3 separate regions of the Mus musculus genome follow, and regions 2 and 3 are each linked to region 1. Evidence: chromatin loops called from intact Hi-C (ENCODE). Cell type or tissue: left cerebral cortex. All regions are shown on one strand.

Region 1 (8,000 bases):
AGTTCGGATCCCCAGCACCAAAGCCAGGGATGGCTGTGTGTACCCTACTCCCTAGCTTTGTAGGAACAGACTGGCAGCTCCGAGAGGTCAGCCAGCCTAGTCAGTAGGCAAGTTTCCAACCCAGAGACAGGTGGTGTCTCAAGGTAATGAGGCGGAGAGTATAGATAGAGGAGAAGGCCTGCCGTCCAGCTCTGGCCTCCACATGCCTGTGCACAGGATGTGCGCTGGCACACACAGAGCACCCAGACACAGCACAACTTCCTTTTCAAATTCAAACGCTATAAAACTAGCACACATCTCGCTTTTTGGTGGGTCAGGGCTTCATCTAACTTCATCATGATCAGGATACTGCCTTCAGTATCAGCTGACCCTTGACTCTCTAGGTTCGTAACCTTGCTAACTGATTATTATGCCAATTAGAGTTTTGTCTTCTTGAGAATATTATCTGGAGAGTCATACCATCTGTAACTCTTAAAAAATGGCCTCTTCCATTCAGCATGATGCCTTTAAGATGTGAAGAGTTATCAGTAGTTTGTTTCCTATTATTGGTGACTAACAGTCCGTGTCAAGGATATGCCGTAGTTTGTATGTTTACATTGAAGGACATTTGGGCTGAGTCCAGCTTTTGATGTTTATGAATGGAGCTGCCACAGAATTCACATATGGGTTTTGCATGAGCATTAATTTTCATTTCCCCAGAGGTATGACTGATTCTTAGCCTTTTCCTACCATTTAATTTCCACATGAGCTCAGTGCTCCAACTTGCTCCAAAAAATGTGAATAAAATACTTAACATCACAAGACCTTGTTGGAGTGCAAGAGAAATAAATTGGAAAATGTCACTTTAAGAGAGTGAGGTTTAAGTCCCCATCAACTGGAGTTAAATTTGGATTCCTTTTTTTTTTTTGGTTCTGTGATTTCTTTTTTCACTTGTAGTTTTCAGCACAGGGAGTGTGCATATATTTTGTTATATTTGCTTAGAAGTTTCTTGTGTTGGATACTATGAAGGGTATGTATGTGTTGTTTTGGTTTTCTGTTTTCTCCTCTGAAACAGCCTCAGTATGTAGCTTTGGCTGAACTAGACTCACTGTGTAAACCAGGTTGGCTTGGAACTCATAAAAGATCCACCTGCCTTTGGCTTTTGGCTCTCCCGTGCTAGGATTTTTATTTACCTTTTGCGTGCGTGCGTGCGCCTGTGCCTCTGAGTGCGCAGGCACACACGTGTTCCTATGCATGTGTACCTCTATATGGAAGCCAGAGATGAATGCCATCTGTCTTCTTCAGTCACTGTCTACATTATTTTTTGAGGCAGGGTCTCTTGATGAACCCCGAGTTCACTGATTGAGCCTGATTGACTGGCCATTGTGATGCTGGCTGTCCCTGGGGATCGTCCTGGCTCCACCTTCTCTGCCTTAGGATTATAGGCACATGGTACAGGAGCTGGTGTTTCACATGGATGCAGGGATTTGAACTCAGGTCCTCACACTTGTATAAAAGCACTTTACCCATGGAACCATTTCCTTAACCCAGCTTTTAAAACTCCCTTTGTAAGCTTAATCTAATAGCTCCTTGCTTGTTCCCTGTTAGCTCAGAAGGTTTTTGTTTTTTTTTTTTCATGAGTGTATCTCAAAATTGTTTACTCTCATAAACTGAAATATATGGGCTGGCGTTTTAGTTAATATTGACTTGTTTATTCATTATGTGTGTGTGCATGGGTCTGCTTGGGCCACAGGGTGCTTGTGGCTAGCAGAAGAAGCCTTGGGACAGAAGATAGCTCTCTCCTTCTGCTCTGTGGGTTTGGGGATTGAAGCTCACTCGGGTCGATAGCCTTGGAAGCAAGTACCTCTGCTTTTGGAAGCATCTGACTGGCCCATGACTTTGTGTTAGGTTTACAGGAAAGCTATTTGGAAGTTACTAACACAGTCTTTCTTCCTTTCCCACACTCAGCCAGCGTCTTAGGTGAGTTTCCACCATTTGCTCCTCCCACGGAATCTCTAACTGTCACTGCCTGAGTAGTTTACTTTTCCCAAGAGCCAGAGTTGTAACTGTACCGTGTATAACCTTTTCACATTGGCTTTCACTTAATAATATGCAATTATATTGTTTTCTTTGTGTGCATACGACATAATGGCTCTCTTATCTCCCTCTTCTTCATTCTGTTAATTATGCATTGATACGTGTTTGATGAGCCTTTTAAATTAGTAGAATTTATTTTTTATGCATTGATTTCAGTGCTTTCATAGTTATTTATTGCCCCACCCCTGGCCACGACGTGTGCGCACATGTGTGTGTATCTCAAGTATGTCAGTGCCCACAGAGGCCAGAAGAGGGAATGGGACCCTCGGGGCTGGAGTTACCGGAGGCTGCTACAGAGCGGCTGCTACAGGTCACAGACCTATTGATGGAACTTTGATCTGTTTTCTAGCACAGCTATAAGCCTCTTTTATATATGAACCGAATAGGATTGGGGGAGATAATAGGTAGATAGAGTTCTAGTCATTTAAAATTTACACATTCATATAGGAACACACACTAGAAACACACTTTGCCATTCTCAGTGTCATCACAATACCTCCATTGTGTGAGCTTAAGTTAACCGTAGTTACCGCTCTTTCATCGAATGTTGAGTTTTAATATTTTCACAGCCACCAACTAGCTTAAATTCTCATTTCAAATGCAGGGTTATTGCCCCATTCCCCTGTGTATAACGATGAGTTTCCTGTGTGTCTGCCTGTGTATGGGGTAGGTGCTGCAAAGGCAGCTATACAATGAATTGAGGTATCATTTGGCCCTCAATTCTAAAAGTCAAAACAGAACAAAGCACATACACGGATGAAGTAGTTCAAAGAGTCTAGACTAGGCAATTCAGATACTGTTCAATAAATGAGCTAGATTAGCCTGGCAGGAATAAGTATTCCTACCAGAAATAAAAGAACCTAGCCATGGTATAGTGAACTTCCAGTGTGGTCAGACATGGACCTGCCTCTGACCTGCTGAACTGAGTTTCATTACATCATCAGACTTCTGTAGAGATACTTAGCCTTACAATTTCCCTTCAGAACCATTATCTAATTGTTCAAAACCTGCATCCTCCACTGTTGTGTGTATAGTAAAGACATATCGATTTGGAAGGCCTCACCTCAGCCAATTCACGTGTATTATTTAGAGACTAGAAATAATCACGGAGAATATGGGAAAGGAAAACAGCCACAACTGAAAGTATAGTTTCTGGTTTTTTAGTTAATAATTGGAAGGTGGTTCTAGACTCCTCCAGGTTTGAGACTAATGAAAATATTTCAGCTCTTCCAGCAGAGGGCAGCATTGTTCCAAAAATCAAGATTGACTGTCTTTCCTGCTTTGTACTTGAAAGTGATTTGAAGGAATCTCACTTCCCACACACACCCAGGAGGAATCAGAGCATTTATTTATCCAAGCAGCAGCAGCAGCAACAACAACAAAAACACATAATGAAAATAGAAGAAAAACTGGAATACACAATATGGACGGGGACAGCAGTCATACTTTGCTGTCGGTAGTTTTTCCTACAAGATTTTGTTTTTTATTGTTTCCTGAATTCCCTCAGTCATGTACAAAGTCCATGTCCTTAAGTACTAACTGTATTCTGTCACAGGAGGACAGGCCCATTGTTGGCCCTGAACATGTGTCTATCACATTTTCAACAACAAAACGTGAGGATGGCGTGTGTTGACAGTCACCCATGCCAGTCCCTTGCTGTGGCTTTAAATGAACCTAAGCAGCTGTAACAGACTCCTGGTTTCCCTACCCGGGGAGCGTGGGACCTTTGAGCTGCAATGGAAACTAATTGTGGGAGGTTGGCAATCTGGGTTGTGTCTATAGTTAAATGACATCACAAGTGTCTCCAGGAATTCGGCTGCTGGTTGTCTTTGTGTTTGAGGGTTTTGACATTTGCTTTAGCTTAGGACAGTAAGGTCAGTATTGATACTAACGATCATAGTGTAAACACTGTGTGCTAGACTCGCTTCTAAGCATTTGCCCCGAGACGCTGCATTGTGGGAGATTTCAAGAATTAAGAAAAGCAATAGTGTTGCTTCATCAGGACCACTCAGTAACAGAACCCAACCGTGTCATGTGTTTACAGAGCCCATTCTCCCTGGCATTTAAAACCAGGCAGATAACTGTTATCCTCATCTAACTCCAAAGAGCGTCAGTCCAGAAAGTCATGTCTGCTGCTGCCCGAGGCTAAGTGTAAGCTGCTTTACAAGGGACAGACTGCGATGACATTCTTTAGAAGTCACAGTTGAATGAGGACTGGTACTGAGAAATAAATACCTTCAGAGTTATGTGGTAGGCTTCATTATTCAACTGTTAGAATAATTTTTTTCTATTATAAACTTTATTCTAAATCCATTTTTACAAAATGGAGTAGAGAATATATACTGTTAAAAATAGACTGCATAAAGACATTTTAAAATAGCTTGAGTCATTTCAATCAGGCTGTCTCTACTTTAATCTTGCATTCCAGCTGGCTAATGGCTCCATCTTGTGGTCCAAATGAGAAACTGCACCCTCTGCCTAAGATGCTGGTTAAGTTTTTCCATTTTAGCTGAATATGTCACATAAAATGATTTATATTGTCTTATTTATTAGAACATAACTCTCACTTAGCATATATTAGTTGTGTCTGCATCTCTCTAGGGCTTTTCTCTGAAAACCATTTCCCCCTTTTTAGTGTGTCTTCTGTCTTCCCTTCATCAATGTTGGTTCCACTTTAAAGCCCCTTAAGGTCCAGAAGCCATTTTATAGTGCACTGCCTATGAGTAAATAAAACTCTTAGATAAGTGAAGTTAAGCTGGCCTGGACTATGCACAGTGTTTAGTAACTCTTAAAGAGTGTATGTATGAAGAGTCTTACGATGGCCGTGTGAGGAAGGAGACATTTGATGAACAGGGAGGTGTGAGACTAATTACAACTGCATGGTGACTTCTGACGTAAGAATGAGTTAAGTACTTGTCTCCCCATCAGCTTCATTGAGTGGCTTTTGCAAAATTTGTATGTAGCTATGGTTGTTCTAGTGATGTCTTGACATATGTGCATATTGTGAGTGAGTATATCAGTGTAATTATAGCACCTCACATCTTTCTAAAAACGATGTTTCAGAGATTCTACTTTATAATTTAATGTAATTTTTTTACATTTTATTTTTTCTCTGACAGTTTTATATATGAGAATTTTGTTTACATTTTCTGCCCCTCCTTTTTCTCCCTCCCTTTCCTCCATCGCCCCACCACTTTCTCATATTCATGACCTCTTAGTCTTTCATCATGATAACATATATCTAAGTGTGTATATGAGATATGATGTATGTGTGTATATAACCTGAGCTTATTTAACATCTTTCATATGTATATGTATTTAGGGCTTACTATTTGGAATTGTATAGAAAATTTGTTCTCTGAGAACTGCATATACATTTATATAATGCAATATGATATAACGCAATATGATATAATGCAATATGATATAATGCAATATGATAAGCACCCCTATTTCCATACTTCCTCTCCCTCGGGTTCTGAAATTGTATTTTTAATTAGCATATGAAGTAATGGTTACTGTGGCACTGATATGCATTGTTTCTGCTGGTGCTTCTCCTGCACTCCCCTCCTGTCCCCTTGTGTCTCTTCGCCCCTTGCTGCCCCCCTCAGGGCCCACCCTGTGCCCCTGCTTGCTGCCTCCCCCTCAGGGCCCACCCTGTGCCCCTGCTTGCTGCCTCCCCCTCAGGGCCCACCCTGTGCCCCCTGCTTGCTGCCTCCCCCTCAGTGCCCACCCTGTGCCCCCTGCACTTGTTGTTCCCTCTCAGTGCCCACCACGTGTTTTCATGTCCTACTTTCCCATCTTTTAAGACTGTTTTCCTGTCTCACGGTGCTCTCTGTAGTCGTATGTTCTGTACCCACACTTACATACATGAAAGTTAAAATCTAGGATCCTCATATGAAGGAAAACACATGGAATTTGTCTTCTGAGTCGAGGTTGCTGGGCTTAACACAGTAACCTCCAGTTCCATCCATTTTCCTGCAGATTTCATGGTTTCATGTAGCTGCTTTACAGTTGGGTAAAATTCCATTGAACAAATAGAGCACATGATCTTCATTCATTCATGTGTGTCTTCAGTCCCTCATTGATGACTACCTAGGCTGGTTCATTTCCTACCTATTGTGAATTTGGAGCAATAAACACTCATGTGCAAGTGTCTCTCTGGTATGACATACAGTCTTTGGGGACATGCCCAGAAGCGCCACCCCCTTTGTATGTTGAATAATACTGTTTTTGTTTTTTTTTTTAAGATTTATTTACTTATTTATTTATTATATGTAAGTACACTGTAGCTGTCTTCAGACACTCCAGAAGAGGGCGTCAGATCTCATTACGGGTGGTTGTGAGCCACCATGTGGTTGCTGGGATTTGAACTACGGACTTTCGGAAGAGCAGTCGGGTGCTCTTACCCACTGAGCCATCTCACCAGCCCCAATACTGTTTTTTTTTTAAAGATTTATTTCTTTGATGTATGAGTGGTTTACCTGCATATAAGTCTACACACCACACCTGTGCATGCCTGAGGAGGCCACAAGATGATGTCGGATTCTCTAGAACTGGAGTTCAACACAGTCGCGGGCTGCCATGTGGGTGTTGAGAATTGAACACGGGTCCTCTGGAAGAACAGCTGGTGCTCTTAACTCCTAAACCATCTGTCCACCATGGTATTGTGTGTTTGTTTTAACTTAGATATTTTGACAAAGTTATAATAACACAACATGATATCCTTAAGTCACATTTGTCTCTTTTACTGAAAGTAAGAAGTGTTATTTTTCTTTCTTTCTTTCTTTCTTTCTTTCTTTCTTTCTTTTTTTCTTTTTTTCTTTTTTTTTTTGCAAAATTTGAGGGTATTGCCATTCTTTCTAAATATTTGTAATAATCTTTACTATATTATTGTTTGAGCTATTTTTCATATTCCTATCTTGCTGCACTATCTTGGTCATATAAAGTAGAAATCAGCAGTTTTCTTGTGATTCTATAGTACTTCTGTAGACTTCATAAAGCTACCTTCTGCAAGATTTGCCCTTTCATTTTACACTCATCTTTTGACACATTTTAACCCCTAGAAAATTGTGGCAACGGCCTTGAGGAATATTCTTGAGGAATGAGTTGAGGAGTTGTAATAGTAAATAGCTGCGTCGAGGACTGATCTTATAGGTGACACAGTCTTATTTTGGACAAACTGTTAATGATACACTGAGCAATTCCTGGATATAAATACAGCTGCAGTTTGCCACTGCCTCTGTGCCAAGAACTTTTAAAAATATAGTCAGCCTATGTATTTCATGCATGTCCTCAATTGATTATAAATAGTTACTATGCAGCTGGATTGTTATTCCTTTGGATAACTGCTAGATAGTAACAGGTGTTCAGCAAAACTAGTCCGTTTATTTCACTGGTATTCATAGTTCTGGGATTGGAAGTACACCAGTGAGAGTGTACGCTGTAGTGCGTGCTCTCAGCGTAGTGGAGGGAGTCCTGTTAAAAAGCATACGTAGGCATAGTAGATTACACAGCAGTGACCATGCAGGAAGTGCAGAAGGGGTAGTCAGTGACCTGGGTACACCGTGCAGGGTACTGGGGAGTGGGTGAGGTCAGTGGGGCAGGACTGCTTGACTTATATTTGAAGGAAGACTGGAATGAGATGGCCAAGTGGCTCTCTGAAGCAAGAATGCATCATTCAGAGAATAACAATGTGAGTTTCTTCACTCTGGACTTAGCCAGCTGTTCTTACTGGGTATTGAGAAGAATGGCGTCATTTGGTTCATGGTCTCAGAAGGACCGCTTTAGTTTGTACTGGGAACAGGTAGTAGTCAGATTGGAACAAGATCACCTTAGGAGCTTCGCCTTGGGTGGCTGTTTTCATACTTGAACATAATTTTACACTTAAAGAAGCTACAAAAATAACACAACAAATTCTCACA
Region 2 (8,000 bases), 830 kb after region 1:
TTCCTTTCCTGTCCCTCAGCCTTTCTGCCCGGGTCCACAGCTTTGTTGCACTCATTCTGTTCCTGTCAGGCAATTCTGAAGCCATTGAAAGACGATTGGTTTTTGTTCCTGGCAACCCGTAGCCACAACCAGCAAATTTAAACTCCTGGCTAGCTTCAAAGAGCAAGAGAGAACAGGGGTATCCTGCGTCCATGTGGGAGGGAGGTGACTCTGAAGTTTTCATAGAGAAGATAACCATTGCACATGGGCAGGCCAAACAGGCCTTGGAAAAAGGCCTTAGACTTGAGTCAACCATGAGTAAGAGTCTATGAGCACAGTGACTACAGCTAGTTACACGCTTAGCAAGACTTAGACTAAACATTGTGGCCTGTGTGCTTTCTCTGGTGTTTATTATATCCCATTTGTAGAAGTATCCATAACATTTTTAGAATTTTTCTGTACATGCAAGTTTATAACATTTCATTTCTATGCATGCAAATGGCCAACGTGAATCAGTGCTTACCCTAATACCCATCACTGGACGAAGCACTTGTCTTCTCTTGGTTTAATTTTACAATTGTAGAAGAAAATGCCTCATTCCAATGCTTATTTGTTGAAATAGTGTAGAGTTCTGTCATTCAGCTGATGTGAAAACCAAGGATAACTTGCCTTGGGGGTTATGCAACTAATAAACTATGGCATAATTCCACTCAGAGGTATTTTTAGGTCCCAAAGCCACGTTCTAAATCCTTACCCAGTAGAATTCTGAGAGCAAAGTTTCAAGTCTAACTCTGCTAAGCCTCAGACTCCACAGTTGGTTTAATGAGAGGTTAGGATGCTATGACTGGCCAGTTCTGGGATGGTATGGTCTCTTGAATCAAAGCTTGCTAACTTGGCAGAAAAAAAAAAGGAGTGTTCCTGGGCCTCCTCCACCCTGGCAGCTCTGCTTAAAGACACAGGGCATGTAAGGTAGTTTTGCTCTTGATAAAATGAGCCCGAGATCTATAAGCTGGCCTCAGCCTTTTGGCGAAAACTCTGAATATATGGTAACCTATATCTATATTTTTCTTCAGATACAGTGAGTCTTAGAATGTCTACCTTCTTAGAAAAGAGTCTCTCTCTAGAGTTCACGTACCAGCAACTACCTCTTTTTTCTTTTCCTATTTTTGTTTTTGGTTCTGTGGCGGGGGCTTTTTGCCTTTTCTTAAAACAATAATTCTCATAAGAGATGTAAATACTCTTTTCCCTCAATAATCTTGAGGCATGGGTTCCAGGAAGCTCATGAATACCAAAACTCATGGATGCACATGTCCCTTAAGACATATCTGCATATAATCTACAAACATCATCCTATGTTCTTAAAACTATCTCTAGATTGCTGCTAATATAGATAGTTGGCATATGATTTTCTTTAGGAAATAATGACAATGATGAAAAGGGCTTGGACACGGTTCATCTAGACCTTTTTCTCTCAATATCTTTAGTCTGTGCTTAATGGACTACGCAGGTACAAAACCTGTAAATACTGAGGCCCACATCTGCATGCTGCTACCATTTCCTCATCTCTCTCTCTCTCTCTCTCTCTCTCTCTCTCTCTCTCTCTCTCTGTGTGTGTGTGTGTGTGGGGGGTATGTCACACATGTGAGAATAGCATCCATGTGAAGACCAAGAGTTGACATTGAGCATCCCCCTCAGTCGTTCTCTCCTTCATTCACTGAGGCAGAAACTCTCATTAAACCAGAAACTTGGGATTTGACTGGTCTAGCTACACCTCTAGCCAGCATATCTTGGGGAATCTCCTTACTTCTCCTAAGCTAGGGATTATAGGCAGATCACCATGCATGCCCAGGTTTTTAAAAATCATATGTATTGAGGAATGCATGACATGTGTAGGTGTGGGAGTCACAGGTTGACCTGCAGGAGCCCATTCCTTTCCTTCAACCAACGATGTGGATGCCAGGAATCAAATACAGACAAATACTCTATGTATTCAGTCGTCTCTCCAGCCACATGCCTCCCAGTGTTCTTTTTCAATCTGCTCCAACTAGGTTTCCACTGTCAGTCAACAGAAACCTCTCTTGTCAAGCTCTCCATCACCCTCCATAACATTCTTCATCTGGCCTCTCAAGAAGTGAAACTTTAGTGGTAGGAAATGGAGAAATATAAAACAACTAATGAGTACCTAAAGACAAAAAAAATACATACTTATGGAAGGTCTTAATTGGAACTCAATAGCTGAATGTTAAAAGTATGAGTATGTATATTTTCATAAAGTCTCTTACTCTTCCAAAAGTCTCTTTTTATGGCACTGCTATTTGCTGCATTAAAAAATGGCAGTTACTTAGTATATATTTTACTTCAATAAATATACCCTCCCATTTTACTACTGCTCTATCTAATTGGAATATACACCAAGAGTATGTGAAAATGTTTAAAACTACCTAGACCAAAGGGAATCACAATGGTTTCTAGCTGCAGGAGTTCATCTGAATTGCCTTTTCCATATTCAGATAGGAAGACAGGTTAGAGAGTTAATAATGTCTGCACTGACACATAGCTGCTAAGTGGACTTGGGACTAGAAGCCATTCCTCAAAATTTGAACCCAGAGTCATCCTATTATAGCATGCTTCTTTGGTATATCTCAAAAGGTTAAAAGATTTGACACAATCACTGTTCCTCTGACTAGTCAATGCATGGTACTGACAAAACTCACTAATCTCTCTTCTTTAATCTGTCTGTTTTTAACCTGCTATGGGTGTGTTACTAGGCATTTGGCAAGTGGTCCCACATCATACTCTAGGTATGTCAGTTATAGTAATTGGGACTAAAAATGTCTTACCTTTTTAAAGAATAGATCATACTTAAAGTTACACTAATGATAACACTATTTTTATTCATCTGTAACACGCTGAGTAGCATGTACTATGGGAAACGGACTTAAATTTGGTAGGCTAGGAACTTGGCCTAATGGCCTTGTATTTCAACCCATCATCCATATTTTCCCACAAGCATGGAATGTCCACATTTAACTGTCACCTTCATGTTCAGCAAACCAATGCCTTTGAGATGATTAAGACACCTAGGAGACACTCTCACATTGCTTGGGTCATCTGGTTATTAAGCATACTAAGGGAAAAGCAGAGATTTCTTGAGAAAAGGAAACGTTGGGGATTTTCCTAATGCTCTTGGTGGGAGGACCAGTAGAGGACAAGATTTTTCATCCCACCTGGCCAAGAGCCAGCTGAGCTACCTACTAGGGAGACAGCATCACTGTGAAGTCAAAAGTTACCCCCCCCCCCCGAAAAAGCAGAGGTTGGGCCCAAAAGAGACACAAACCTCCAACCATTTCTCAAATCATGGTACCACACTGAACATTATGATAGGTTGTCTCTATATTCGTACCCAATTTTTTTCCACTATGAATTTAGCACTAACAAGGGAGTTGAGGGAGGTGCTACCACCTCCACTTTCCTGCAGGCCACAACAGCAGGTGTGCTGATTTTCAAAGGAAAGTGAAATATTTGCCAAATCATTTGGCACACTCAAACTCCAAATGTGCCAAATTACCTGTCAAACTTAAATGGCCTTTTAAAAAGAAAGACAAATGGCCTGCCCACCTTCATCTGCATGGACCCACACTGCCATCCAGTGGCTCATTGTGTCAGTCACAATGGGGCTCCATTGTCTTCCAGGGTTTGGATCCAAGCTGAACACCCTTGTCCTTGGCATTGGCTCCTTCTCTACTCAGAGCCTTTGGGGCTGAAAAAGATGCAATGAGTTGCATATAAGTTGGATTAGAAGAGAGTTGGTGCCAAGACTTGGATGTTTTGCCCATGGCATCTAAAAAGAGCGTAAGCTGCCTGTAGAATTTTCCAACCAACAGATATTCAAGTGTCTTTCTTCCACATAATCACTGACCAAGAAAAAAAAAAAAGGAAAGAAGGAAGGAAGGAAGGAAGGAAGGAAGGAAGGAAGGAAGGAAGGAAGGAAGAGAGAGAGAGAGAAAGAGAGAAGAGAGAGGGGGGAGAGAAACCCATTATCATACACAGGTGTCTGCGTTTAGCCCTATAAGCACCTTTCCCTCATGGATAACTAGGCCAAGCAGCACATGGCGATCCATTTTATTTCCACAGTGCTTATCTGTAAGTCCTTACTTGTCTAAGTTCTCCTTTAAAATACCCATTTTAATGGGCTGAACTTATCTCTGCAGTGAAGGTAAGGAGTTCCAGCCATATGAGCTTGTGGGACATATATAAAGAAGAAGAAAGTTCATAGAGGAAGGAGAAAAATGAGATAGAGAGGCAGACTCTGTAGGCTTAGATTTTTCTAAAACCTACTTTAATAAGGGTTCTTAAATGCTTTAACCTCCCTTCTAGCCCTCCACCCACCAGAGGTGGTGGAAAGGAAAGGTTAATAGAGCAAAGGAGGATGTGGACCTGTTTAGAAATAGTTCTTTTGGGTGATTCCAATCTTCATTGTCAGGATATCAGCAGTTCAGTTGACAGGAACCAGCAGCAGTAGCTTGATTCACTTGCAAACACCATTCACGAATCAGCAATGAATGTTTGATCCAGAGGAAACCATGAGGCTCTGCCAATCTGCCCAAGTCCACAGAAGGGGCAAGAAGCCCCCAGAAAATCATGAGAAGTTCTTTGGTGTAATTTTCTCTACAAAGTCATGACAAACAATGATCAGTGAAGAAGGGATGGTAAACCACATCACATCAGTAAAAACCAATGAAGAACAGCAAAGAGTGGCAAGGTAATGCCAGAATGTCATCCAGTCAAGAGAGTTATATTTGTACCCTTTCCAGACATCACATGTCCTCTCCAGTGTCCACTCCAGCAAAACACCACATGTTTGTTCTCAGCAGAACAGTTTCCCATGTGTCAGCTTCAGCAAAATATCCTCTCACACAACAGTCTCCAGAAAAGCATCACATGACACAACTGAGTCTCCAAAGAAACCAGAAACTTCCACTTCAGGATGTAATTCTCTTCTGTGTGCACAACTGTAGGTTAAGGGGTGTCACCTTTCTAACAATTGGGTTTCAATAATAAACTGTACTGTGAGCAGAGCTTCTAAAAGGAATATCGATGGTATGGTGACAGCCAAAGCTAAGAGTTGGGTTCCTTTTCAGCTAAAGGTTGTAAAATGTTTATGAGCTAAGCCGATCAAAGTTGAAATGAGAGTGAATGGCCACTAGGTTGGCTCTGAAGAGAATCATAAACAAAGATATGAACAGGAACCACAGACTGCTAAAATGTCAGCTCTGACATTAGTGTGAATTAGTGTGTGGACATCATGGTTCACCTCAGGTTCAGTTAGATCAGATCTAGGCAAGCTACTGTGCCATTTCTTCACCCATTTAAAAAGAGCCATTAAAGAAAGCTCTTTGCTTCCTAAAGAAATCAAATCCATCTAGTTCTAATTAGACCCTCTAGCTGAGGCTATGCCTTACCCCCATTTTCCTTTTTCTATTCAGTCTTATTCACTTTTAACATATTGTATATAATAATCAGAAATAAAGGAAACATATATTGTCAGCTAGACTTACATCTCCATTTTGCAGACATGGAAATTGAGACCCATTTCCCCAACTATATTTTCTAAATGAATCTAAATTTTTCTTAAAACAGAAGACATAACAGGAAAGGTAAGCTACTTTTATACTTTTCATAATAAATATTCCTGATCTGCCCCTGCCATCATCCCTCCATTCTAAATTCTTAGTTTAATACCCACAAATGAGGATAGCTTTCACCTCTCACCAAATAAATTTCTCTTTGTAACAGATGGAGATCACTGCATAAAACCACAACTGGCCAAAATTCTTCAATGTGTACATATACAACACAACTTCTACACCTAAAGCTTAGGTAATATAGAAGAAGAGGGGGTGGAAAGATTCTAAGAGCCAAAGGACCAGGAAATTTGTTGTAAAATTGTGTCTCTGAGAAATGACAGAGAAGCTGTTCCCATGATATCTAAACAATATGGCTGCCTAAGCAAGACCTGAACAAGGACATCAAGAACAAGGACAGCTCAGGCTCCTCCTGGACAAGGAACTACAAGCAACTAAGGAATGCTGGAAGTGGGAGAAAGAGTTTTACCCAGGAATTACTCCTTCCCCCTATTGGCTATCTAATACCAAGTGGTTAGATCTAAAATAGTATACATACAAGCAACCTAAACAGACTCGTGTGTGTGTGTGTGTGTGTGTGTGTGTGTGTGTGTGTGTGTATGTGAATAACAAGTCAAGAAACAGAAGCCATGAATTTGAAAGGGAGCTAGTGGAGCAGAATGGGAGAAGTTGGAGAGAGAAAAAGGAAGGAGGAAAACAATATAATTTTACTATAATTACAAATTATTTTTAAGAAATTTGGAAAACAATCTCATCTACAATAGCCTCAAAATGTATCCTGGAAAAAATTGTGAACAAAATTATTAATACCTCCTTGTTGGGAATTATTCTTTATTACTATTTTATTGCATCCCACTCGACCGGCAAGAAAGACGCAACAAACCGAAATCTTCTGCGGCAAAGCTTTATTGCTTACTTCTTCAGGAAGACCCCGAACCGGGAAAATGGCGCCGCTTATATAGCCCACAGCGTGATGTTTCAGCACCTGATATGGCATGACAGCTCCTGATTCGTTGCTCACCCATCACTCCACTATTACGCCCTGAGAATGGGCAGTGACTAGGAGTGAGTTCACTCTCGCACCTGCGTACAAGGCTTGTTTACTAGTTAGGCACAGTGGAGGCCAACGCCATCTTATAATGGCAATTGCTCATGGCACAGCTCTCCACACTATTTTAATAATTTACACATTTAATCATTCTGTTAGCTTCTCAAGACATACCATATTAGCATCTTGAAGAGTCAGTGTAGGGTTAAATAAGGTTCATGTTACGGTTAAATAAGTCAATAAGGAAGGGTTAAATCAAATGGTCACTGAAGAGGGCAAGCTTTAAAAATAGGGAGGGGGAGGAAATATACCCAAACTTCTTATCAATAAGTAACATAATCTAAGAATTTGGCAGACCAAAAAGATGGTATAATTATACTACCTTCCCCCTGCCTCTATTTGGGGATGAGGGTGAGCAAAAAACATTCAGAGACACACCTATTTGTGCTTAGGAACTAGAGATTTTAAGTCGTCCAACTCTGGTGTCACTAATGTAGACAAGCTGACTGATCAGGATTTTGAAGACTTTCTACTGGAGGAATTGTGGTTTTCTGGATTGTTCCACTTAAAGGCCTAACAAAGCAGTTTAATAACACTGTATCTAAGACTAGGAGAATGATAGTACATCAATGATTGATTGTCTGGTGTGAAGAAATGCAATTGATAAGTAGTCATGTGTGAAAAAATCATTTAAAAGAGCCATTCTTGGACTACAGAACGTCTTGTTAGGTAGAATACAAATGTTTCCCCATCGGAAGTGGAGCTTTCTAAGTCATTGGGCATAGGATGAAGCAATACAGTTTGCTCAGCTAAGATTTAAGGAAGAGGTCCTCACACCAAAATCTGAGCTGTGGATTCTTGCTTTGACACTCTGGTCACACCTATTTAAGATTCTAGCTCCTTTGGTAACAACAGACAAATACACAATCTACTCAGCTCAAATGAAAGAGGAAAATAAGTACCAGGTAGTAATAAACCTTAGCAGCTGTAGACTACCGTCACAGACCGCTAAGCGCACAGACTACCGTCACAGAGAGCTAAGCACAGCGAGTCTTCATGGGGGCCAAAATTTAGCAATCCTAAGGCATCTTTCTTTCTCCTTCCCCATCAGTACATATTTATTGACACCTCAGTCAAACCACAAAACAAACAACTCTCCTGTTGTTCAGAGCCTCACAATCTAGCTTCTCTCTATTTCTTATCCTCATTTCGATATCCTGATACCACCTGCCAATTACTCCATTCTTCTCTTTACAAATTGGCTTCCCTGGCCTCCTCTTACTGTCAGGCCCTTGTTGTCCACATCCTTCAGCTTTAGAACACATCAA
Region 3 (8,000 bases), 110 kb after region 1:
ACTCTGCAACACATTGAAGCAAATGGCAGTGTTCAAAGTACAAAACCTATTCTATCCAGTACATGGTATTGAACATGGTCAAGGCAATAAGAATCCTATATAAAGTTATGTTTTACAATGCAGTATCTTGATAATTACTAGCTGTGTTAAAAGCTAACGTCAGAAGAATGAAAATAGCCATACTCATTAATAAAATTTTCCTTTGAGAAAGTAATGCTTCCATTCCAAAAAAATAAGCAGTAACAATTTTGAAAAAGTGATTAATATACTGTATCTCTTTTCAGCCAACGTAAACCTCACTTCCGGTTAATTCTTTTACATTCCTAATATCCTCTGTCTAGAACTGAACCCCATTTAAACTACCATATTCTAAAACCATTTTCTCATCATTTTTCACTTGAATACTTTAAGCTCCAAAATGGCAAATGAGTGTCAGTTTAAAGAATTTTTACTACAGGTTGAACAGACAGAAATGCTTGGGGCTTGGAGTGTTTTAATTTTTTCCCAGACTTTAAAGTATTTCATAATACCTTGAGGATGGGATCCAATTCTGAACACAAGGTCCGCTTATATTTCTCATGGCTTGAAGATAACTTGATGTATTTTTAGTGCACCTGTATTTTGACTGCAACCCATCCCGAAGTGGGCTGTGGGCTTTTCCGCTCTTGGCATCATGTCTGAGCACAGGTGTTAGGTTTTACAGTGCTTCTGAGCTTTGAATTTTCACATTAGGTATGCTCCACCTGTATGATAAATGCTAACTTAAATACTTGCCAGTAGATACCAACAAACTTTTATTTCCAAGCCTAAAAGTTACTATAGTATTGAGGTCAGAACATGACTCTTCTGTACGGTCAGATTAATTCACTAAATAATACTATCAGGAACAGCCTGGAAATTTCGTGAGAGTCCTTCCAAAGCTGCAGGTTTTCCAGAGTGGTTTTCTCTGGCTACAGTCTGTGCGCCCCTTCAATCCTTCTTTAGTCGTTTAGCTTTTGCGATGTTTTCTTGCCGTTTTTGTTTCTTCTTTTGCTCCTTCTCTCTGGCTTCAATCATCTTGGCCAACTTCCAGGACAGTACAGCACTAGCTAGGAACAGTGGTGTGAGCGCCAAGATAACTGTGGTAAGGAAGCCATATGGGTCCTTTGCAGCCCACTCCACAACATACTCAGCCCAAGCCTTTATGTCAAGCATCTTTGCAGCAAGCAGGAAGCAGCTTGGAGAATGAAGGGAGGGGGGAAAGAAGAAAAAAACAAAACAAAAAAGAAGACTATATGGTTACTCAAATCCTGAAAGTTAGAACACATCCAATTTAATCAGAATTCCATTATCGCATAGTTTTGTTTTTTCAGTATTAATTAGTAGCATTTCAATAAAGATTAGCATCTCCATTTAGGAAAAAAATAGTTCAAATCGAACAACACAGATCATTTCTAGAAAGTAAAGACCAATTTATAGAAGGTAAGGCCCACTTGAACTGTGTCCTATGGGCATCCTCCATGCCTCTAATTCTCAGGACAAACCGTGCAGGAGCAGACAAACAAAGAGCTTGACTTCCACCGGCTCAATTCAGGAAAGGGCTGAAGCCGGCCGTTGCTGACACACCATCAGTACTGCTAAGTGCTAATTAACCAAAGTACAAATCAGACTCCTTGTCTGACATCTCGGCCAGACCATAAAAAGTCCTCCCAGAGAAAGAGAAGTAGGTGTTTATTTTTGGAACATAGGTTAAGGAAACCATGATGCTTAAAAAAAAAAACAAAAAAATCCACATTCATACATCCGGGGGAAAAAAAGATTGCTAAGTTATGGGCTTTCAAATTTGACAGCTCTACCAAAAAAAAAAAAAAAAAAAAAAAGAGAAATGCGTCCACACGGTAAGTGTGCATCTTGGTCTTTTTTGAGTTGGTAACAGAGGATCACCTGGTAAAATATGGTGAGGACTTGAGTGGCATTTCCTATATTGTTCCTGTTTCTAGCAACCTGTTTCAATTACAGGTTGAATTACAATGCCAGCATTTAGGGAAGGTTTGTGTGTATTTACAGCCACCTAAAGTCTCAAGCTAAGATTTTTAAAAACCATTTACCTTATGTTAGAGTAGTGACCTCTAATTTTCCCCTGGGACTATCAGTGAGTCAGTCAGAATTCAGACGATTGTTGGTTATGTCTTCTTCAGTCTGACCATACGATGTGGAGGGGGTTAAATTCTATATACATATACATGGATGAGCTAGAAAAGAAGACAATCAAGTCATAACTATTGTAAGATAGTTGCAGGATATTTTGATCACACTGTGAACCCCAAGATTGTGCTGTAGTGTGCCCTCCCCGCTCCTTAGCACACACCTTTGGTCCCTCTGCCTGGAATGCAGACACGCCCTTAGTATACAACCTTTAATCCCAAACAAGGTAAAGTTAGTTTGTAGAAGGAAGCACCATATTTGAAAGTGATGTCAAAGTGATGAATCAGAGAAAGATTTGATACAGGATATGCCCAGCCCTCAAAAGAGGAAAGAGGAAAAAGAGGCTAGTTAAGAGAGCAGCACAGAGAAAGAAGAAAGGAGAAGGCAGTTTTACCAGGAGAGTTTTACAGAGACAGGCTGGAGAGAGAGAACAAGCTAGACACAGGTGAAGACAATGAGCCAGAGGATGAGAAGCCAGAAGAGCAGAACACATTGCTAGAGTCTGAGGTCAAGCAGAGCAATTCAGAAGAGGAGAAAGAGAAGCCAGATTGAATCAGTCAACTTGGCGAGGAGTTTGAGCTAGAACAGCTAGCTGAGTAAGTGAGTTAGCCAGCACACAGGAAGAACAAGAAAGGATGCGCTTTTCAGCAATAAGTCTCAGAAGCTGAAAACACTCTAGGCCTAGATAAGATTGTGTGGAGGCTAGAAGCTTCCGGGACTAGGCCTGGGTTAGCAGACTGAGCAGTAAGCCTCAAAGATGACAATTACAACAGGAGAATAAAAGATACCTTTACAGTAAGATTAGAAATGGAAAAAAAAAAAAAAAAAAAAAAAAAACCTCTAAATTCTCCTCTAAACACAAACAAGTAAAAACATCTTTCTATAATAGTATAGCCTCTTAACACCTATTTCTCCCTAAATTACAACTGCAAATGTCCCAAAATAAGAGTTCTAATTCGTAGAAGCCAAGTATTCTACGTAAATTATTTGAGTACTAAAGTTTTGTCTGAATAATAATGACTTTCACTAACATAAAAAAAATCAAGCTGGCTGGCTGACATGTTACAGGTACCATACCCATAAAGATTTTTAATCTTTGCGTCTACTGTTGGGGATCCAACCCAAAGCCTAGTAGAGCACAGTAGACAGATGCTCCACCGCTGACCAACCAAGAATTTAAACTGCTTGTACTTAAGAATCCTCATTTATTCGTTGGATTGGGTACATCGTTACAAAGTCAAACACTATGCTTTGCTCTTTAAAGGTTTTGTGGTCTGTAGTTCAATTAATGTACCTTACAAGAAAATAAAGAATTACCAAAATAATTATGGTACCCACAACCCGTCACATCAAGAAAACTATCACTGGATTTAACTTCCATGTCCCCATGCTATCTCCGTATTTGTATCAGAAACCATGCCCCTACTTTCAGCACATTAAACTTTCTGGAGACGTTAACCATCCAGTCCCTTGTCGCTACGCCCTCGCCCAGTTGTAACCAGTTTGCAGGAAGGTCCAAGAAAGATCGATCTTTCTCGAGTCCAGTAACGAACTAAATACAAGTCTGCGAAATCCGCCCAACTTTGCAAATAAGACTAGCGCGACTTGATGACTAGGCTATGGCAAAGTTACGGTCCACAGGCCACACATCTCGAGAGCACCTCAGTCTCGCACCAAAACATCCTCGCCTTACTTTCAGGCACATTCCTTCACCTCACAAAGCCTAGGGGACCCGGAGCTGCACCAGGCGTCTCTAGACTTACAGCTTCTCTCCTAACTTTCCCCGCTTAGCATTCTCCTTGCCCCGGGCCATGTCCACGGCCATCAGTCGGCCTCACCGGCTAAGGACGCCGCCCCGCCGAGCGAAGCCGGGCAGGACCCGCGGTCAGGAGCTCAGAGAGCCGGGAGAGCCCGGCCACACGCTCAGCTTAGGCTACAGCAAGCCACCGCAGCCCTAGGGGATCCCCGCTCCCATTCCCACTCACCGCCAGGCAGGAAAGTGGAAAGCGGAAGCCGCTCCGCTCAGGTCCCGCCCGAAGGCGGGGCGGGGCGGGGCGGGATGAGGAAGTGGCGGGCGGGTTTCCGGCGGCGCAATGTCTAGAGCCATAGCGGGAGGGCGGGGAGGGGCGGCGCGGCGAGGCGAGGCGAGGCGCGGAGGCTTCGTGTCCGCGGTCGGGGATGCTGCCGCGCGCCGCTTCGTGTGCGCTGCAGGTGGGGCATCGTGGCCTCGCGTCCTGCGTGGGACGCCGGCGAGGAGACGGAGTGGGTGAGGAGTTCGTCCAGGGGACTCTCAGCCCAGAGAGCCGCAGCTAGACACGAGGGGGACCCCGCAGTCTCCTTAGAGCCTTCTCGAGGCCGTGGAAGGACTGGCGTGTTCCCTAACTCGCCCCTCACTCATGCTGTAGAGTTGAACAATAGTTAAATATTTAAAGATTTGGCCAAGCAGCAGCCCGGCTGGGATGTGTCCAGTGAACCTTGGTAGCAGGGGGAAATGCTGCCACGCTGTGGGAAAGAGGTTCCGTTGTTTGTTTTTCATTTAAGAGCCTAACTTACTTCACAAAGGAATGGTCGATACTTGCCCCAAAGTAAACTGTCAATAATTAAACTGTCAGGGCATAGAGATCGCAATACATAAATAAAGGACTTCAAAAAGTCAACAAGCAGAAAGGGGTGCGTTAAATGGGTCTCCTAATCTACAGGGACGGAAAGATTAGCTCTGGTTTGGTTGGTGCTCAAATTTTGTGATTGCTTGCCTGAACTACTTGCTCTGTTTGACTGCCTCTGGCGAATGTTGCAAGACCTCCTCGCTGTTGTGTGCCAAATAAAGCAAGTTTTTATTCCTGAGAGACTGTGAGCGTTCCCTTTGAGGAGCAAGCCGAGACATGTATGAGTAGTTAGAGTATAACAACAGTAACCATTATTTACCAAGGAGCAGACTTTGGCAGCTAATCTAAGGATCTAAAATACTGCTACCCGGGTATATGCTAATGGCTGCATATTGTAATGGCAGCCGTGGTTTTCTTATTCTTGTGTGAAAGCCTGAAGGATTGCTTAAAACCTGTACAAACAAGCGTACCCATAACCGGCTTGTATCCATAACCGGCTTGTATCCGTGACATGTTCACTTCAGTAGATGGTTCCTCACAAGTTCTGCCTCCCAGTGTGTTGCTCTGTTTTATCTCTAAAGGACCCAGGGTCCCCGCAAGTCTTGGGAATAAAAGGAAGCAGTACCGTAAGGAAGGAACTGAGGAGGGGGTGCACCAGCCTAATCGTGCACAGTACACACACTTACAACGGAGAGAAAGAAAGCAGCAAGCTTCTTTGGCTATTGGAGACCTAGCCTTCACACTCAGATTTTAGGGCTCTCTCTTCTGGTGTATTAGGCAGGCCTGTGCAAGCCCAAGAACAGCATAGAGGTTGCCATGGAGGACAGCCTTACTGGGGCCTGCATTACCTTAACCAAAGATGATAAGTAAGATAGGCTCCCAAACCATGGGCTGACTGTTCCATGGCGAGGTCAGCTTTCTAGTCTCTGTACTGATGCCCCTACAGCACTCATTCTCTCTGAGCCTTTTCCTCCCGTATATCTAGAGGGCATTCTAGTTGACCTCTGATCATTCGGGCCCCTTCAGATCAGTAAATTAGTGTATCTGGCCAGTCCCCTAGCTCTTTATCCTTTCTGGGAGAGGGAGTAGTCACGGGTTTGTTTGAAAGACTCTTGCTATGTAGCCCAGACTCTACCTGAGCTCTGGGTCATTGTGGTCCACTCTCTTAAGTAATGGGATGGTGGGCGGTCACCACCACCGTTGTCTTAACTTGGATTTTATTCTCCCAAATGTCCCAAATGCATTATGAGATAACAACTAATACGTTCTGCCTTGTTCTTAAGAAGCAGATTTTAGCCAGGTGTAACCCCGAGACTTGAGAGGTGAAGACAGGAAGATGAACAACCTTGGTAGGCGTACAGTGAGTTTGAACCATTCTGGGCTACTTGAGACCCTGTCTCAGAGAAGAGGTAGGGTGTTAAGGTAGTTCCCATGGAGAGCAGACTAGGAAAAGCTGTGTGTGCAGGATTAAAGCAGCCCACATAGCAGCTCTGAAGCCAAGGAACAGCTGCACAATATTTGTTATTGCACAAAGCCTTTAAAAAATTGTTCGTTTGCTTTTCTCTTGTAAGGTAATTCCTGGTAGACTTGTCATTCCTTAGTTTCTAAAGTCTTTTTTTTTTTTAATGTTTGTAAGTACAAAGTTAAGTCTCACTCTAACCATGTGTCAATGAAAGGCATGTACCCTGAATAAGATTCTGTTGTTGTAATAATGTTATTTGCTCTGATTAAAAGATGCTGAAAGGTCTCTCACCTGTACTTGGCCTTATTTCCTTCCCTCCAGTAACCCTGTACATATGTAACTTCTTTTGATGGAATTGGGTTTTATCCCTGAATTTTATTTCATAACCTTATTTAAATATCAGTTGAGTACTTTCTGTGTACCCAGTACTGAAGTCAGTGCCTCTCAAATACTGTCACTAATCCCGAACTAAATCACCCATCAAAAGTTCATGTTCTTATACAGGTTTTCCAGTTTAACAACAGAAGACTTAAAAAGTAAAGCAGGATTCTAAACTTATTTTATCAAAATCTCTGCTCACTCCAGTCTTGGCAGAAATGTTTTCTCTTTTCTCCCCTCCCCCTCACCCCCGGCCCCCAAAGTGGAGTTATGTTTTTAGAGTCTGTCACTGCTGACAAAAACTAAAATCCCCGACTTGCCTAGTGTCCAGGTGGTGGCAGCATGTCTCAGAGCTAGCGTGCTGGGGAAGGCGTTTCCAGCCGTGCTGGTTGGCTGCTTGTGTGAACGTGCATAACCTGCCTCTGTGCAGAGCTCTCACTTCTCCATTTATCGACCCATCAGTGATTCATCCCACTATAGCCTCCTCTTCTGGTAGATTACACTTCGGGAGTTTCTCTTCAGCTTCTTTTATCTATGAAGTGTCTATCAGACTCTTTCTAGAAAACTCATTAGGGCCTATCAGGCCAGACAGTGTTATTTCAGTTGTTATTTTTAACCAACATTTGGTATTATTGGGCAGTACTGAAAGTATCAATATTAGCTAATACTACTAAGAAACGTCTGCTTAAATTAAAGGCATGTGTCTTACACTCACAGACTCATCGGTGTAGGAGCTTAGGAAAAACAATTAGTACTCAAAAGAGTAAGAAACTCAACAGGGAGTAATGCAAGATTATCATTTCTGGGGCTAAAGAGACAGAGGGTAAAGACGCTGGCAATCAAGGCTGAATTCCATCCCCAGAGCCCGACTCATGGAAGGTCAGACACACACACACACACACACACACACAGAGATGGCTTTTGTTTTTGTTGATGACTTCTTGGGAGTTTGCTTTTATGCCTTTGCAGAGCTAATGCCTATGAAGGGGGCTGGCAAACAATTGCTGCCTTCCCACCCGAGTCCTCCACAGCCACCACTGCTCTGCTTGCACGGCTCTTCAGTCTGGGTTTACTGGCTTCTTGTCTCTCCTAGACAGTAACCTAGACAGTTTTTTAGAATGTAAACCCCAGGATTAGTTGCCTCAAAAGTATGAACATCACTGTATCATTGTTGCAGTACTGGGCTGAACCCAGGTGTGTGGCACATGCCACCCAAGTGCCTAGTCCTGTCCTGTGTGTGACCTACATCCTTTTGCCCTTTGTCATTTAATGTCTTTGTTAGTTTGTTTGAAACAAGGGATTTCAGTTGTTGTTCTATTGATGTGGAGAGAAACCGAGACCAAGGAAGCTTACAAAAGGAAGCAGTCGAT

Evidence for each region. A loop is a pair of places that touch in the nucleus more often than their neighbours do. Peaks named below come from ENCODE experiments on the same cell type or tissue, not always from the same donor. Only the 100,000 strongest peaks of a DNase experiment are listed, where the experiment ranks them.
Region 2: a loop joins it to region 1, with 10 times the contacts of the local background. A loop is called at or near these places in 20 of 42 quality-filtered maps.
Region 3: a loop joins it to region 1, with 4 times the contacts of the local background. A loop is called at or near these places in 15 of 42 quality-filtered maps.

What each region holds. Positions count from the first base shown.
Region 1 is chr13:108,148,495-108,156,494 of GRCm38, reverse strand. The region is part of intron 1 of Ndufaf2 (NADH:ubiquinone oxidoreductase complex assembly factor 2); the gene reads left to right. Among named protein-coding and RNA genes, the nearest start is that of Ndufaf2, 6.1 kb to the left of the region's middle. In left cerebral cortex, CTCF peaks have their summits at 3,309 (motif pointing right) and 4,522 (motif pointing left); DNase peaks (open chromatin) are centred at 3,338 and 4,526; H3K27ac peaks cover 213 bases.
Region 2 is chr13:107,321,514-107,329,513 of GRCm38, reverse strand. No RefSeq gene overlaps it. Among named protein-coding and RNA genes, the nearest start is that of Gm31715, 110 kb to the right of the region's middle. In left cerebral cortex, CTCF peaks have their summits at 3,621 (motif pointing left) and 5,178; a DNase peak (open chromatin) is centred at 3,617; H3K27ac peaks cover 306 bases.
Region 3 is chr13:108,040,656-108,048,655 of GRCm38, reverse strand. Smim15 (small integral membrane protein 15) reads right to left here and starts at 4,182. Exons shown (of 3, transcript NM_001048250.2): 1 at 4,170-4,182; 2 at 2,088-2,231; 3 at 1-1,216. The coding sequence starts at 1,194. The coding sequence ends at 970. It overlaps Gm41055 (a long non-coding RNA gene), which reads left to right and starts at 4,185. Exons shown (of 5, transcript XR_003950673.1): 1 at 4,185-4,450. In left cerebral cortex, CTCF peaks have their summits at 4,657 and 6,965 (motif pointing right); DNase peaks (open chromatin) are centred at 1,118, 4,217, 5,094 and 6,998; H3K4me3 peaks cover 2,479 bases; H3K27ac peaks cover 1,863 bases.